Regions from separate parts of the Homo sapiens genome. Here region 1 is linked to region 2. A link is a loop called in an ENCODE intact Hi-C map of the cell type or tissue named here. Cell type or tissue: GM12878. All regions are shown on one strand. Links, peaks and the distances in the headings refer to the core of each region. The heading gives the core; the rest is flanking DNA. Region 1 holds the start of GPR15 (G protein-coupled receptor 15). Region 2 has its middle 6.8 kb from the start of OR5K4.

The links. Peaks named below come from ENCODE experiments on the same cell type or tissue, not always from the same donor. Only the 100,000 strongest peaks of a DNase experiment are listed, where the experiment ranks them.
Region 1: a loop joins it to region 2, with 6 times the contacts of the local background. A loop is called at or near these places in 2 of 110 quality-filtered maps.

What each region holds. Positions count from the first base shown.
Region 1 is chr3:98,526,361-98,535,654 of GRCh38, reverse strand. GPR15 (G protein-coupled receptor 15) reads right to left here and starts at 3,677. Exons shown (of 1, transcript NM_005290.4): 1 at 974-3,677. The coding sequence starts at 3,621. The coding sequence ends at 2,539. RefSeq lists a silencer at 3,657-3,816 and an enhancer at 6,747-7,290. In GM12878, for the core only: no CTCF peak of the experiment used is centred there; a DNase peak (open chromatin) is centred at 3,801; H3K4me3 peaks cover 3,850 bases; H3K27ac peaks cover 4,000 bases.
Region 2 is chr3:98,356,041-98,365,334 of GRCh38, reverse strand. No RefSeq gene overlaps it. Among named protein-coding and RNA genes, the nearest start is that of OR5K4, 6.8 kb to the right of the region's middle. RefSeq lists an enhancer at 4,902-4,961. In GM12878, for the core only: a CTCF peak has its summit at 5,132 (motif pointing left); DNase peaks (open chromatin) are centred at 3,804 and 5,124.

The DNA of each region.
Region 1 (9,294 bases), core at 2,052-6,051, 170 kb before region 2:
CACTGCACCCAGCCTATGATTTTAAAAATATGCAAAATGTCAGACAACTAATTTGTAATAAACTTTTTAATGCTATTATAATGTAAATTACATTTCATACCAGCAGAATCCATATATGACAAAATAACATGTGAACTTAATCAAGCTTTGAACTTTTTTCTATTAGAGTTGTACTACCTATAAAATTATATCTATTTTTTTCTTTCACAACTGGTACATTATGAATGTAAAATAAACTAAGATTTTATTAAAGCCTACAATTATTATATCTATTTAAAGTACTAAAAAACCAATAATACATATTTTTATTTGGTGTTATTTTAAATATTCTCAGCAAAATTAAAGTGAAGAAGTAGAAATAAAATCTCAATATTTTAAAAATGAGAATGATTAAGTATTATTTGATGTTAGTTTGAAAATTTGTAAGGAGTAGTCAATAATTAATAATAGAAATCAAATCACTTTATAAAGTAACTTTTTACTCCACATTTAAAACTTTATTTATATTTATTATTTTTACAGTATCCTTGATAATTCTATAGACATAGATATTACCAACTACATTTAAGTATGAAAGGTTAAAATGACCTTACTAGTATCACAACATTAAGGGTGAAGCTAAAATTAATAGCACAGGTTTTCTGCTTTCCCAACCAATAACTTAGCTGATTGATTCAGCTATTTTTTAAAGGCAGTATTTTTCAAAGGCAGTAAGTTTCATGATTAGTAACAGTGCTTTTGCCGATTTGTTTTAAAGAAATGTGTGTCTTCTACCTTCTGTATTTTGTTTTTGTTTAACTTTTGGAGATCTATTCAATTGCATTGAATTTAGTTTTGAAGTTTTCCAAGAATATTTATTTGTTATTATTTACATGGTCTTTTCTTCTATAACCATAATAATTTACTAAAAGTTTATTAGAATTAGTATTAATATTAATATGTTGTTAGAAATTAATACAGTCCAGAAGAATACTTATGTAAGGAAATTATATTTTTATTTAATAACAGTTTAAGAAAAATTAACAAGTTAGCCAATTTATAAAACCAAAAACTGTATTTTCAGCTTCTAATTAGGCTACAAGGAGATGTCCGATATTTGAGGTTTCTCTTCATGTGAAAGATACATGAGATGAAATTAAATTGGCTAGTCTTTGAAAGGATTCTAAGTTTTTTCTGATTTTCAAATCTAATATTTAGAAGTAAAATGGTAATTCATTCAAGTCAACAGTGGAGGTAAAAACATAACCCGCTTTCCCTTGAATCAAAAGATGTTTACAATAGCATGCTTGCTGCTGCAGAGTCTTTTGTGGTTGCCACTAATTACATGTTTTTCACATCAAAGTCTTCAAAAGGAATATAGGTACAAATTGACTCAATAAATATTTATTGGGTAAAGGAATTCAAGAAGGTTTCTGGGTATGGAAAAAATATATATAAAATACTAGTGAGATCTTTGTTAGAGATTTTCTACTTTGGCTGAATACAGAGCAGCCTGTCTCCCTATATTACTGGATCTTATCTTGAAATTATAGGCACCAAGCAAATGATACTATAGGGAATGTGTAGCACTAACATTTTAATTAAAATACAAAATGATAATCTGCATCGGGGTACAGCTAAGCATTTTATGAGTTCCAATTATATTAGTAATAACATTTTCATTTGATAACTAGATAACTGGGTAATTAAAAACATGTAATTAAAGCAAAGTCAAATCCTAATTTATAAAGCCAATGGAAACAAAAGAGCATAGTAAAACCCCATTAAAAAGTAGTTGCTACACCATTATGAATGAGATACATTTTTATCAATATCTTATAAAGCAAATAGATGTTGAATCCTGCCATATGCTTATGTATTAAAATACTAGAAGACCATATGATAAAGTAAGTCCCAAATCATAAACACAATACAAAATCCCCATGAGTTTTTTTTTGCCAGTCCAAAGCCATTGTGAATAGGCATAGGATGAAGCACAATGTTGGAAGATGATGAAGAATCACGATACAAAGCTTTAAAGATTGAGGTCAGAATCTAGCTTAGTAACTCAGAAACAATTAATTGCACAGTGCAGGTATATTATATTTTTGTTACCTGCATTGTTACTGCATTTCTCATCAGATGAAAGTAGGCAGAATCATTTAAATGTAGTCCAATTTAGAGCCCAGTATGAAGGGTGGTGGGGATGAAGGTACCATGGTTTTTGAGAGAGGAAAGGCCCAAATGTGCATTAACAATCATGAAGAAAGGGACTGGTTCAAGCAGGAGCCTTTATCCAGGAGTTCAAGGACAGATGGGAATTGGATTTTGTCTGGTGGACTTGATTGGCAAGGGTCGAAGAAGGCTGCTTAGCTGAGAAAACAGCACATGGCCTAATTATATCCACAACACAGGGATTTTTCAGTCCTCTCTTTAAAAATGAACTCTTCCTTGCATCTATGAAGCAATGTGAATCCTATCATTAACACTTCCTTCTTTGTTGCTGACAAAAATTAACTCCTAAACCCACCAACAGAGCTTGAAATGTCACAGTTCCCTTTAGAGTGACACAGACCTCTTCCTCCTCCTGGCAAAATCTTCTGCATGAATGAAGGTGGAGAGAGCCTTAGTGAGGTGACTATCTGATGTCTCAGTGCTACTCCCAAAGTCATAGTTTTTCAGGCAAGGGCACAAGCAGTGGACAATGGCCCGGCGGATGTAGCTGTCGAAGATATAGTAAATGAAAGGGTTGACACAGCTGTTGGCAAATGCCAAGGGTCCACTCACCTCCATACCAAGCTGAAGAATAGCTGAGGGTAAATAGTGTTCTTGCCGCAACCCAGAGACAATGGCCAGGAACTTGAAAGTATTGAAGGGCAGCCAGGAGACAAGAAAGGCTGCCACGACAATAAAGATGATCTTTATAGATTTCTTCAGCTTTTTGTTGTGCTTTCCTGATTGCTGGTAATGGGCACACAGCTTCCTTGCAATGCAACAGTAGCAGGTCACAATGCTCAACAAAGGGACAAAAAAGGTGAAAATTAAGGCCACCAGGGACCATATGAGTTTAATTGGAGTTGCCTTTTTCTCTGCACAGTATGGCTTATCATCAATCAGCGTGAGCTCCCTGGACAGAAGAGTAGGCAACCCCAGCAGGCAGGAGATAAACCAGATGCTGGCACAGACTACATATGCACAGTCTGTCCTTCTGAATTTCCTGGATACGACTGGCCACACAATGGCCAGGTAGCGGTCAACACTCATGCAAGTGAGCAGGAGGACACTGCAGTGCATATTGACGGAGATCATGTAGGAGCTCCCTTTGCACAGGAAGGAGCCCGTCCTCCACAGTCCTAGAGATGCTTCTTTATCCACCCAGAGAGGCAATGTGACAAGAAAAATGAAGTCAGAGGCAGCCAGATTGATGATAAAGATGTCGATCAGTCTTCGGCTGCCGGGTTTGAAATGCAACGCTCCCATGAGAACAAGGTTCCCCAGCACTCCAGTCAGGAACACAGCTGTGTAAAAGACTGGAAGGAAGACAGAGGTGTAAGGAACATGGGAGTGGGTCTCCCTGATGTCAGAGTTTGGGCTCGTAGCATAGTAATAATCCAAATAAACTGAAGTTTCTTCTGGGTCCATCACCAAAGAGCAGATGCCAAATCTGGTGAGTTTACTTACATATGATGTTTTTGTATAAATTTTAGAAACCTCAAGGAAGCTTCTTTTATACAGTGCCTGCCTCTCTCTCTCTTTTTTCCCCTCCCTTTAAAGATCTTGGACAAACATGAAAGCCGAGATTAAAAAATGCAGTTTCTACCAATCCTCAGAAAGGGCACACAAGGAGCACCACTCTGATTGGTGTTGGTTGGTTGTGGTTGTGGTTTTTTTAATTTGCATTTGCTCGTGAAACTGAGGTGCTTTTTGAGTTATTTTTTCAAGATATTCAATTTATTTCTTTAAGGCCAGTAATTAAGAAGTGAATTAACTTGATTTTTTCACTTCCTTTAAAGACCTCCTTTGCTTTTGACACTGAAATTTATTTTGATCTAGCCTTCTGTTTCACATAGAAGATATTGTTCTGCTTTTAGAATTGTAAGGCAATGATAATGTATTCTTTTTATTTACTTTGTTGGCGAACTAGGAAGAAAACTAGTCTTTCATTGTGTAAAGAGTGAATGAAAAGTTTCCCAAATCATACCAGTATACAACTAGGTCAAACAACATGATTCCATTTAGGGCATGAGAGTCTCCCCATCTATGTGGCTCTTTCATTTGACATGTAGTCAATCCTGTTTCATAAGTTTTTAAAAATCCCCCCCCAAAGACTGGGACCACGTTTTCTGCTCTTATTATTTTAAGTTTTCCACTACAACTTGCATAGCATCTTGCATATAGTTGGTGCTTTGGAAATTGTAGTTTATTAGGTTTGATTCAGAAAATTCTTTTTGTTATCCAGCATATCTAGTAGAAATGAATTCATTGGGGTCTAACTTCAGGTATTGTTGTTATTTATGTAACTTACAAACACAGGTTTAACAATCTCAAGTTGCTATTTTTACCCTCCTATCTGCTATTGTAATTCAACCAGTGAAGTTCTCTTTTGTTAAGAGTTAACATCATTGATTAGGAGATTTTCTCCCTATTAACCCTCAAATACGCTTCATCAGACTCTGGATCCCCTCTGATCTTCTCTTCATTATACCACACCTGTGTAGCACTGATTTTTTTAGCTTCTGAGCCATGGCCTTCTGGTACCTCCACACATGGGTGAACATCACTTTTGGAATTGCTGATTGCTGATCTGGCAACAGATATACCTATAAGTGACATCATGATGGAGGTGCCAGCATGGACACTATAAAAGGGAAGATTTTTTAGTACATTTAAAACACTTGGGGAACAGGCTAAAACAGAAAGAATTCTATCACATTTTTCTCTCATATGTTTCCTTTTATATTATGATGACCATAGTAAAATATAACACATTTTGAAACGGACTCCATTTATTTCAGCTCTTTACTGGTCAAAGTGACTCAAGGCTCTCTTGCACTATTCTTCTCTCCTATCTGATTTAATCTTCAGAATTCTAGTTTCAGGTTGATATTGCTATTCATAGAAAAATGTATGTTTGTAGATGAAAATATAGTCATTAAACATTTGAAGTCCTTTCTTAAGTTGTTTTTTCATTTGTTTGTTTGTTTAATTTTTGAGACAGGGTCTCACTAGGGTCTCACTTTGTCACCCAGGCTGGAGTGCAGTGTCTTGAACACAGCTCACTGCCAGGCCCATGCAATCCTCCCACCCCAGCCTCCTGACTAGCTAAGACTACAGGCATGCACCACCATGCCCGACTAATTTTTGTATTCTTTGTAGAGACGGGTTTTCGCCATGTTGCCCAGGCTGGTCAGGAACCCCTGAGCTCGAGCAATCTATCCGCCTTGGCTTCCCAGAATGCTGGGATTACAGGCATGGGCCACCAAGCCTGGCCCTACTGAATTGTTATTTCTTCAGTAATTAGTATATTAAAAAGAATCATCCTGCCGGTTGTACTTCCTCCTTCCCTCTTCCTCCTGATATGGTCTAGTGTCACCTGAGTCTTAGGCAAGTAAGCTGAGGTCAGGGAAGGATAAAGGCTCCTCTGACCTGGGACAGTCCCAGAAGTCACTCTGGAGTTGATTTGTGGGCCTGAGCCTGCCTTCTCCTGTGTCCCTGGCTGCTGTGCGCAATTCATTTAATTTCATGGAGGGCATATTCTTTACTAAATATAGACTACAGATCAGAGAAACTAATTAACCGCTTTGACATTTCTGGGACAGAAATCTTTCCCACTGGGTAAGCTTTAATTATTTAATAGAATAATTCATTTTGTCAAAAATTGAAGTAGGACAATATTTACTCAAAAAAGATTAATAGGGTAATATAGAATATTTAAACATATCATCTATATCTGTGTGCCTGTGTGTTAAAGTACTAATCATATATATTCTTTAAGTGTACTGAAATTTTAATATTAGAATTTTGTACCCTACAATCATAAGTTCTTTTGGCATTTGAGAAAATAAGGTTGATTCTGGGTCTACGGTTTTTCTTCTTTTTTTTAATCCTTTGATATGTCTCAAGAATTCAACATAAAGGTATTATAAAATGGAAAAAGAGTTCATGCTCATACTGTAGAGGAAAATATTTGGCTGCACATTCATTCTGTATCCCTTAAATTTTTTTTTTCAAATTTCAAAAGTTGCTGGACCGCTGATGTAAACTATCTCAAATCCAATTTCCTCAGCAAACTATTGAAGCAGTTGTAGATAAAATAGTTTGCTTTATCATTATGTGGCCACCTTGAAGTATGATATTTAATGGTAGAATGTTACAATGTGAGAATACCCACCTTGGATCAACAGCATCTTTGTACCCAAATCAGAAAACAAATTAAATGTTTTAAGCCAAAAACGTTCACATAGCATAGTGCCAGTCTTTTAGTACCTCAGAGTACAATGCTAGTACAAGACAGAATCCACAATAAAGCTGGCTAAAGTGGGGTTGTAAATAAGCTGGTGCAACGGTCAATTTTAGGACTTTGAGTTTTCTTTAAAATAAACATGAAGATACTAACAATAAAATAGAAACCTACACATAGATCAAAACTCAAAAGCAACACTGGGTTCCATAAACATATGAAAAGTCAATGTAAACAGAATGATGGCAAAAAAAAAAAGAATAATATATAAGTATTAGTAACTGAATTAGAGCATATATGCCACATCTTTGGAATTCTTTTTCTCAGAAAATAACACTCAACTTTCCTCCATGACTCCTGGCAGAAATAACTGCTTCTTCCTTTGTATTTCCTAAGAACTTTAAAAATACTGGTTACAAAGTACTTGTCTCTTTTCACACTGTTAGTTGTCTTTGTATCTGACCCCTGGAGCTGATAATGAGCAACCTGAAGACAGAGTCCATTCATTATCTCTGGACTGGCCTCTAGCATACAGAAGTTACCCAACTAAAGTTCTTTTAGGACTCTTAAAGCCATTGTTTTGAACCTGTGGATGCCAGATCGTTTTACCCAGATTAGAGTCATCAGGGACACCTGCTGAGCTGTAGATTGCCAGACCCTATTCTAGATGTCCTCAGTCAGAATCATTGGGGAAGAAGTCTAGGACTTTATATTTAACAAGCATTCGAGGTGATTCTTATACACACTAAAGTTTAGAATCACTGTTCTAATTTATATAAGTTAACCAACATTATATATTATGCTTTGTTATTATTTTGACTAATTTTTAAAAAAGGCTTAAAAGTTACCTCAGAATTTGAAATTTGTGGAAGTCTTTTAGTCTGAATATCACAAAATTTGAGGAATTAATTTAGATTTCTAGGCCCTGCTTATTCTATGTTCCAATTCCTGAGTTATGCTCAGAACTGGTTCAGGTGTTGAAGATGAAGACAGAGAAAGGTTTTCTCTACTGAAACATCTGCTTGAGTGAATCCATTATTATTTGCTGTGGCTTGCAGCCTCTGCTTCACAAGCAGGCTGAAGATTTAATAATAGAGCCACCCCTATTAGGCTTATTGAACTTATGATTATATTACTTCGGCCTCTTCCCTGTCAACCACCATATCAGGTGGAGACTCATCAGATTACATGCATATAGCACAGAAGAAAGAAATCCCTGGATACGAAGCCTTTGATTCACACATGCTCTGCTGATATGTCCCAGAATAAATGGCAAAGAGCATGAAGCAACTAATTATTTCTCATTAATCTCATCAGTCAAACGGTGTCATTATATATTCACTTGTTAGATACATTATCTTGTCCATTTCTTAAAGTGCAAAGTCAAATAGTTAAGTTTAAGAAAAACGATTATACTGTTTATACTCTAGGAGTTTATTTTTATTTTTAAATTCTCAGTTACTTGGAGAATTTAGTACTATATAATGTAATATCACATCATGCCAAACTAAGTGGCACGTATTCATTATTATGAGGGCCCCCCACTTAATTTACTGGCTTATTTCCATTGGTAACTAATATATAGATAGAAATGATGTTACTATTCTAGGAATATATACTTTAGATTTCTTCGAAATAGCAGATTTAATCTGAATTTAGGTTGTGCATAACAAAAATTATGTTTATTTATGTTGGTGTCCTTGGCATCCAGCAGAGTGTCTGGCAAGCAATAGATGGTCAATAAATGATTATAGATCTGGGATGAATCATGCTTGAATTTTGAGTTATTTCCGCAGAGTAGGGACTTTTCACAAACTTCTTAGACAGCTTCCATTTTCTATTCAGTCCTGGGATCTTTGTCACATCATAAACTAATATGAAGAGATGTTTCTAAGTTAATGCAGCACATTTTTTGTCAACTTATGCTTATGTTTTCACTTGGCACATCTTGTTGAATCAGAAGCAACTTGCAAACCAATAAATGTGAAAAATATCATTATCATGGCCTCATAATAAGTATGACGGATAGTGATGAGAAGAGGACTCTCTCAATGAAGACTCTTAAGTTTATTAATAATTAAATTAATTGATTATATTAGTTTCTTATCTGCAATAAGATTTTTTTTTGAAAAGTTATTTTTGGGAGGCCCACAATTCATACTCATAACTCTATACTAATAAGTGTCAATTAGAAGAAATCAGAAAAGTTTCCTTCCATAATTTTACCTTCATAATTACTGTTAATCTTTGAAATAGCAAGGGCTGTTTTTCGGTACCTTTTCTAATCAGAATGCATATAGTCTTCCTCCTTTTCCTTTGCAATCTACATTTGCCACTATCTCTGCTTCTAGTACATTGCCTAGGCTTGAGGTATAGGGTATATAAATTCTGCAATGAAACTCTAATGCTGTGGATCTATGAAAAACCGTATTTTGTAGTTGCATTATTCTTCTTCCAGTAGAATTATAAACTGTAAAATTTTAGAGCTTCAAGTGGTGTTAATGATCATTAGTACAACTGTTTTACTAAAGAGGACCCTAGGGTCCAGAAAGGGGTCATTAACCAAAGATCCATTGATAATTTTTAAATAAAGGATAATTTAAACTTAAACTTCTCATTTACATATGGGTCATTCACTGTCTTTCAGAAGCATGGGCATCTAAAAATTATAGTTTTTTACTATATGTGGCACTTTACAGGAATTACTAAAAAAAAAAAGGAGACATTTTAGGTGCACTTTTCTATTTGCCTTGATCTTGATTCTGTTATTGTTCTACAGTGAATGGGTGCAAGGAAATTCAAAGATAGGTACATTTTTAAAAATGGTTTTTGGTTGGAACCCAGAATTGTACATA
Region 2 (9,294 bases), core at 3,040-7,039:
CTGTAATTGCAATGTGTAAAACCATGTATACCTTTAGTGGGAAGACTAAAAGACAAATTAATAAAAAAAATAGCTACAACAACTTTTAAAGAGATAGACTAGATAAAAAGATATAAATAGAGATAACAAAAAGTCAAAAGGCAGGGGAAATGGACTTGAAGACTAGAGTTTTTTACTTTTCTTTTTGTTTTTTGTTTGTTTCTTTGTAATCACAGTTAAGTTGTCATGAGTTGGAAATAATTGATTATAGAATGTTATTTGCAAGCCTCCTGGTAACATCCAAAAATACCTATAAAAGATATGAAAAAAATAAAAGCAAGAAATGTAAACATATCACCCAAGAAAAATCACTTTTACACAAAGAAAAATAGGAATAAATAAATAAAAGTGAGAGAACCAACAAAACAACTAAAAAACAAATAATAAAACAACAGTGTAATTCTTACTATCAATAAAATTGAGTATAAATAGTCTAAATTCTTCCCGAAAAAGATGTGACTGAATAAATAAATAAATAAAACCCAAGGCCCAACCATATGCTGCCTACAAGAAATTCACTGCACCTATAAAGACACACATAGACTAAAATTTAAGAAATGGAAAAAGACATTTTATGAAATAAGAACCTAATAAAGCAGGAGTAGCTATATTTCTATCAGAAAATACAGATAAAATACATTTGAAGATAAAAACTATAAATAGAGACAAAGAAGGCTATTATTTAATGAGAAAAGGGTTAATTCAACAAGAAGATATAAAAATTGCAAATATATATGCACCCAATGCTGGAGCATTAGAAGAAATAAAGAAGATATTACTCAAGCTAAAGACAGATATAATAATACCTGGTACCTCAACATCCTATCCCAGAATTGGACACACCATCTAAACATAAAATTAGCAAAGAAATATCAGATTTAACTGCACTATAGATCAAATGGACCTAATAGACATTTACAGAATATTTTATCTAACAGCTTGTAGAATACATGTTCTTCTCCTCAGCACATGGAATATTCTCAAGCTTAGACCACATGTTAGGCCAAAAAACAAGTCTCAGTTTTTTTAAAGAAGTTATATTAAGTATATATTCTGACCACAATGGAATAAGACAAAAAATCAATAACAAGAGGAACTTCGGAAACTCTACGAACAAATGAAAATTAAACAATGTGGTCCTAAACAACATTAAATGAATGAAGAAATTAAAAGGAAAATTTAGAAATTTCTCAAAATAAATAAAAATAGAAACAATGTATCAAAACCCATGGGATATAGCAAAAGTGGTGTAAGAGGAAAGTTTATAGCAATACGTGGCTGTATCAAAAAAGTAGAAAGTTTCCCATAAACAACTTAATGATGCATCTTAAAGATCTAGAAAAGCAACAGAAAATGAAACCAAAAATTATTAGAAGAAAAGAAATAAGATTGGAGCAAAATAAATGAATTTGATAATAAAATAACAGAAAAGATTAATGAAACAAAAGTTATCCTTTTTCTAAACTCCAAAGGATGTAAAGAAAAGGCAATATTGATTCAAAGTCTATCTCTATCCAGATGAGCTGAATGAATTTGGGCAAGACATTCAGGATTTCAAGATACGAGATTTCTACTGAGGAAATGTGTAAGAATTAAGGCCTAATCGGTAGTTTATATATATAAAAAGTCTAGTAGTGCATAGCAGATAGGTGGATAGGTGTATAAATTAGTTTTCTTTCATGTTTTTACTTTTAAGTGATGAAAAGATATTTTTGTTTAGCTATTAGGAATTTTCGTAGGGAAAGAAAGGGAGATCAGACTGTTACTGTGTCTATATAGAAAGGAAAGACATAAGAGACTCCATTTTGAAAAAGACCTGTACTTTAAACAATTGCTTTGCTGAGATGTTGTTAATTTGTAGCTTTGCCCCAGCCACTTTGACCCAACCTGGAGCTCACAAAAACATGTGTTATATGAAATCAAGGTTTAAGGGATCTAGGACTGTGCCTTGTTAACAAAATGTTTATAAGCAGTATACTTGGTAAAGGTCATCACCATTCTCTAGTCTCAATAAACCAGGGGTACAATGCACTGCGGAAAGTCGCAGGGACCTCTGCCCTTGAAAGCAGGGTATTGTCCAAGATTTCTCCCCATGTGATAGTCTGAAATATGGCCTCGTGGGATGAGAAAGACCTGACCGTCCCCCAGCCCAATACCCGTAAAGTGTCTGCGCTGAGGTGGATTAGTAAAAGAGGAAAGCCTCTTGCAGTTGAGATAGAGGAAGGCCACCATCTCCTGCCTGCCCCTCGGAACTGAATGTCTCGGTATAAAATCCGGTTGTACATTTGTTCAATTCTGAGATAGGAGAAAAACCACCCTATGGTGGGAGGCGAGACATGTTTGCAGCAATGCTGCCTTGTTATTCTTTACTCCGCTGAGATGTTTGGGTGGAGAGAAACATAAATCTGGCCTACGTGCACATCCAGGCATAGTACCTTCCCTTGAACTTAATTATGACATAGGTTCTTTTGCTCACATGTTTTTTGCTGATCTTCTCCTTATTATCACCCTGCTGTCCTACTACATTCCTTTTTGCTGAAATAATGAGAATAATAATCAATAAAAACTGAGGGGACTCAGAGGCCGGTGTCGGTGCAGGTCCTTGGTATGCTGAGTGCCGGTCCTCCTGGTCCCACTGTTGTTTCTCTATACTTTGTCTCTGTGTCTTATTTCTTTTCTCAGTCTCTCGTCCCACCTGACTAGAAATACCCACAGGTGTGGAGGGGCAGGCCACCCCTTCACCTAATAGCTTTGTTTAGCTATTAGGAATTTTCACTACTTTCTGCCTCACTTATGCATGATGAGCATCACTTTCTGTGAATGCTATGAACACATCAACAACATTCATTGAAATCACTGCAGATTGGTGGAATTTCTAACAAATAAGACAAGAAATAATACTAGGGTGAAAAGCAACTTGATTTAATCAATACAGTCAGAAATGGCGCTGTCATATATGATGAGCAATTAAGCAAACTACATGAAAAATTTAAATCCATAGGCATTTCAGTAAAAATAGACTTATTTTCAACCAGAGATAGAAAAATCACCATCATACAGATACTCTATTTCTGAGAACTTGAGAGAAAGTTTTTAAAATTTTAATTAAAACATTTAAATTTAAAATTAAAATTTCCATCAGTAAATATAAAAATTTTCTTCATTAGAACATAAAAATCCCATGTGAATCCATATTCAATATAATCTTTTGAATGAATTCAAAGGAAGTTGAGAATAATATTCAAACATGCGATTTACTTCTCACAGATAGTGTTGATTTAAAAGGGATTAATAGTTTCAAACTTAGAATATGACTGATTTTGCAAGGTTATGCTCAGGATTCCAGAAATTTTTCACAAATTTTGAATGGAAGTAACTTATATATGCTGACTTCCATTCTAGTATTTGTTGAAAATTATAACTACTTGCAATGTGACAACTATTTCCTAGGGTAAGTAATTGAACTCTGAATCCATTTGTAACCTCAAATTAAGTACTTAGAAGCAAGATGGTGGAATAAGAGGCTTCCTTGATCATCATCCTTTCCCAAGGACACAAATTTAACAACTATCTAACAAAAAAGCACCTTCATTAGAACAAAAAATCAGGTGAGTACACACAGTACCTGGTTTTAACTTCATGCCACTGAAAGAGGCACTGATGAGATAGAAAAAACACTCTTCAAGTGCCAATGCCACCCCTCCTCCACACACACTCCTCTCAAGGCAGTGGCTTGGTACAGAGAACATTGTTGTGTCTTGGGGAGAAGAAGAGTGAAACTATTGTGAGGCATTGAACTCAGTGATGACCTGTTATAACAGAAAGCAAAACCAGACCAACTCAGCTGATGCCTGCCCTCAGAGAGAGCATTTAAACGAGCACTAGCCAGAGGAGAGTCGTGGATCCCAGTGGTCAGACCTTGAGTTCTCACAAGCCTTGCCACCACAGGCTAAAGTGCTATGGGGACCTAATAAATTTGAAAGGATGTCTAGGCCACAGGCACTGAAACTTGGAGGCAAGTCCTAGTGCTGAACTTGGCTCAGAGGCAGTGGAATGCGGGGGTCACACAACCTACTCAGACACCAGTCAGGATGGATAAGGGAGTGCTGGCATCATCACCCTTCCAGTAACCCCAGGCTGCACAGCTCATGGCTCTAAAAGAGATTCCTTTCTTCCACTTGAGGAGAGGAGAGGGAAGAGTAAGGGGGACTTTGTCTTACATCTTAAATACCAACCCAGCCACATAAGTTAGTGTACTGGTCAGAGATGTGAGGCCCTTTTTCCAGGGCCTGGTTCCTGGATGACATTCCTAGACACATCCTGGGCCAAAAGGGAATCCACTACCTTTAAAGGAAGGATTTTAAAGGAATGCTGCCAGCCTGGGCAGCATTCATCATCAACAAGCTGAAGCGCATTTGGGCCCTAAATGCCAGCAGCGATACACAGGTACACATCAAAGGCCTTGGGTGAGACTGTGAGACTTGCAGACTTCAGGTGAGACTCAACACATTTCCAGCTGTGGCAGCTATGGGGCAAGATTTTTTTCCGCTTGAGGAAAGCTGAGAGAAAAGTAAGGGGATTTGTCTTGCAGCTTAAGTGCCAGCTTGGCCACAGGTGGGTAAAGCATGAAGTGGGCTCTTGGAGTCCCTGATTCTAGAACGTGGTTCTTGAATGGCATTTCTGGACCTGCCCTGGGCCAGAGAGGAACCCACTGACCAGAAGGGTGAGTCCCAGGCCAAGCAGCATTTACCACAAGGTGACTTCAAAGCCCTTGGGCCTTAAGAGAATATCAACAGTAGTCTGGCAGTATTCCCCATGGGCCTATGGTGGTGGTAGCCACAGAGTGAGGCTCCTCTGCCTTTAAAAAGGGGAGAGAAGAGTGAGAAGAACTGTATCTTGTGATTTGAGTTTCAGTTTAGCATCAGAACAATAGAATACCAGGTAGACTTCTAAAGTTGTTGACTCCAGTCCCTGCCTTTTGAACAGCACCTCTCAACCCTCCCAGGGCCAGCACCTCTAAAACTCTCTAAGAGCCTAGGGGAACTCATCACCCAGAAGGGAAAGACACAGGCCTGGCTTGTGCTGCCATCTGTTGATTGTAGAGCCCCAGGACCTTGAGCAAACAAAAGTGGTAGCCAGGGGGTTGTTACATCAGGCCTTGGGTGAGACTCAGGGCTGTGCTGGCTTTAGGTCTGACTCAGCACAGTCCTAGTGGTGGTGGCCACAGGGGTTCTTGTGTCACCCTATCCCCAACTTCAAATTCAGAACTGAGAGGGAGAGAGACTCCATCTGTTTGAGGAAAGCAAGGGAAGAGAACAAGAGTCTCTGTCTGGTAATTCAGAGAACTCTTCTGGATATTGTCCAAGACAATCAAGGTGATAACTCTACAAGTCTGCAAGAACCACAGCATTAGTGGGCTTCGGGTGTCCTCCAAAGCAGATAAAACTTATATCAAAACATCCATGTCCTCGTAGATATCTGTAAAGCCTTTTCAAGGAGTACTAGTACCAACAAGCCCAGACTTGCAAAGACTACAATATACCTAATTCTTCAATGCCCAGACACTGACAAACATCTAGTAGCATAAACACCATCTGGAAAATCATGACCCCACCAAATGAACAAAATAAGGCACCAGGAACCAATCCTGGAGAAACAGAGATATGTGACCTTTCAGACAGAGAATTCAAAGTAGCTGTGTTGAGGAAATGCAAAGAAATTCAAGATAATGCAGAGAGGGAATTCAGAATTCTATCAGAAAAATTTAACAAACAGATTCAAACAGTTTTTAAAAAGCAGAAATTCTGAAGCTGAAAAATGCAATTGGCATACTAAAAAATGCATTAGAGTCCTTTAATAGCAGAATTGATCAAGCAGAAGAAAGAATTAGTGAGCTTGAAGACAGGCCATTTAAAAATGTACAGTCAGGAGAGAAAAGTAAAAAAAATTAATAAAAATAATGAAGTACAACAACAGGATCTGGAAAACAACTTCAAAAGGGCAAATCTAAGAGTTATTGACTTAAAAAGGAATACAGAAAGAGATGGGGTAGATAGTTTATTCAAAAGGATAACAGAGAACATCTCAAACCTAGGGAAATATATCAATATCTAATTACAAGAAGGTTATAGAACACTAAGCAGATTTAAACCAAAGAAGACTACCTCAAAGCACTGAATAATCAAATTCCCAAAGGTCAAGGATTAAAAAAAAGATTCTTAAAAGCAGCAAGCAAAAAGAAACAAATAACATACAAAGGAGATACAATAGGTGTGGCAACAGACTTTCCAGAGGAAACCTTAGGACCAGGAGAGAGTAGAATGACATATTTGAAGTGCTGAAGGAAAAAAAGTTTTACCCTGGAATAGTGTGTCCAGTAAAAATATCCTTCAAACATGAGGGAGAAATGAAGACTTTTCCAGAAAACAAAAGCTGAGTTCATAACGGCAACTTTTAAATTGTTAATGTTTTCACAGTCATTAAGAAAACATTTATGATTCTGAAAACTGGTAATTTATTTATTCTCCTCTTTCTATGTAAATTTTATCTGTCTTGTACATTCAGGATTGCCTTAATTAAGGAAGTAAAACTTTGAATTTTTAGAGAGAAAAAAAGGGAGGGAAGCAGGGAGGAAAGAAAAGAGGGAGAAAAGACAAGGCAAAGGAAAGGAAAAGAAAAGACAGCTAAGCGGGAAGAACGAGTGAAACAAGACTCCACTACTATCTAGAAAAAGTGATGACAACATTGCTAAATTTTTTCATTCCGATACTTCACAAAGTCAGAGATAAAGAAAATATTCTAAATGTTTCCAGGTAAACAATAGAATGGGAATCAGAATAACGTGCAATTTCTCCAAAGCAGCAGATCATGCTAGAGTATAAAGGAAGCATAACTTCAGCGTTCAGAAGAAAAATTATTTATAACCTAGAATTTTAAAGAAATCAAATTATTAATCATGTGGAAAAAAATTGCCAAAGAGCAGTCAGCAAAAAGAGGGAATGAACAATTAAGAGAAAGATGGAGAGCTTGAATACTGAGTTACTTAAAACAGGAAATCAAAAATAAAAGTCTCAGCAGGACGGCTGAATATTGGGTCTAGAGAGCAAATTGTCCAGACTGGAGCAGGAGGGTGGAGGCCACCAGAAAAGAAGTCTCCAGGGTAAAAAAAGAACTCATGATTATTTAATATGGTTGATTAATTTGATGGATACATAATGGATGTGAATGAGCAAATAGGAATATGAAGTTTTTATTAACTTTAAAAAAATTTACAGGTGTAAAGAAAAAGAAATATAAGCATGGTAAACTAGTTCTTGTATTTGCATGTCCCTCATAAAAAGTCGTTATTGAATTATAAAAAATTTTGTTGGGCCGGGCACAGTGGCTCATGCCTGTAATCCCAGCACTTTGGGAGGCTGAGGCAGGCAGATCACGAGGTCAGGAGTTCAAGACCAGCCTGGTCAACATGGTGAAACCCCCGTCTCTAGAAACAAATATAAAAAATTAGCTGGGCACAGTGGTATGTGCCTGCAGTCCTGGGTACTTGGGAGACTGAGGCAGGATAATTGCTTGAACCTGGGAGGCAGAGGTTGCAATGAGCCGATATCATGCCATTGCACTCCAGCCTGGCCAACAGAGTGACATTCCATCTCAAAAAAAAAAAATTATGTTATATCATCAAGAATGAAGGGAAGGGGAGGTGTTTAATAAATAACTTAATATTCATTTACTGTAATGGGAAATTGATTAATATGATTAAAACTGATACTGAGAAATATAAGGATAAATTTTCAGAGAAATCGTTTAAAAAATTAGAAGGTTGTTGTGGATGAAATACCTAAGTCATGGTAGGCAAGAGACTGTAGTTTTTGGAATTCACCTTTTAGTACTATTTTTAAATCGTATTGTAAATATACATTAAAAAATAAAAAGGAGCAAAAGCACAGAGACGAGTTTGAAGCTAATGATATTGTTCAGGTGAGAGATGAAATTATGTACATGTGGTGTAAGTGGAGAGATTTGGCACATTTAAGATAGACTTCAGAGACTAAGTTGACAGATATCATGAAAGTTTGGTTGTGATAGGAGACAGAGTTGTGTGGGGTTCTCTTAATTTCTGCCTTGCCCAGCTGGTTGGAGGATGTGACCATCATAATGGAGAAGACCAGGGGAGGACCATGTTTAGTGGGAAATTCAAGACTTGTGCTTTGATCATGTTGAATTTGAGATGTCTTTGCAACATTTAAGTAATTATGTGAAGTAGGCAGTTGCACATGTGAGACTGGAGAGCAGGGAGGATATCAGAGGTGGAAATATACATTCTGAGCCATCTTCATATTGATGAAATTAAAGGCCAAAAAAAAAAAAATAGATGAGGTCACATAGAAAGAAAGAATAGAGTGAATAGATATTTTATATATAAATGTTATAGAACCCTAACAATAGACTTTAGGTAGAAGCATAAGAGTCTTCCTCAATTATAACTTATAGCTTTTTAGTTTGATTGCCTTTTAAAATGTCCATCTTCCCTCCTGAGACAGAAGTGTACGAACTAGAACCGTCTTGTTTTTGTTGTACAAACGGGCTAGAAATAGACCTCTCTGTGTATGCATGTACATGTGAATGTATGAGCATAAATGTACAAAAAGGAGACATAAGAAATCAGTTAGAGAAGAGTTTGTCAATAAATGCTTCTGGGACTACTGGTTAGCCATAAATCAAATTTTAATTCTCACTTTATAACATTATAAAATAAATTCCAGTTGGTTGCTGTATATTAAAAATCAAACTATGAAAAATGAAGGAAATACAAATTTTGTCTACAAATATATATCTAAATGACAGGAAGATATACATTTTAACATGAATGGAAGAGATAGTTACCCAGTTGTCCCACGGCTACTGAACAATCCTTTATTTCCTTGTTATTTGTGATGCCCTTCTTATTTTATATGAGAGTTTACTTTTGAACAATCTGATTTGTTCTGTTGGTTTGTTTATTGATTCTTGATTTAAAACCAAACTGTTATCATTATTGGAATTTTATCATATATTTTAATATATAACACATAAGGTATTTTTTTTATTTTCTAGAAAAATCTAGAATATGAAAAAATTTTAAATTCATTTTGCCAGGTTCCCAAAGAAGTTCTCCTGAGTGTTTATTTGAATTAAATTAGTTTATAAATATTTTTTAGAGAAACAGCCAAATAAAGTTATATCTTTAATATGCCATATACTAAATAAATTCCAGGA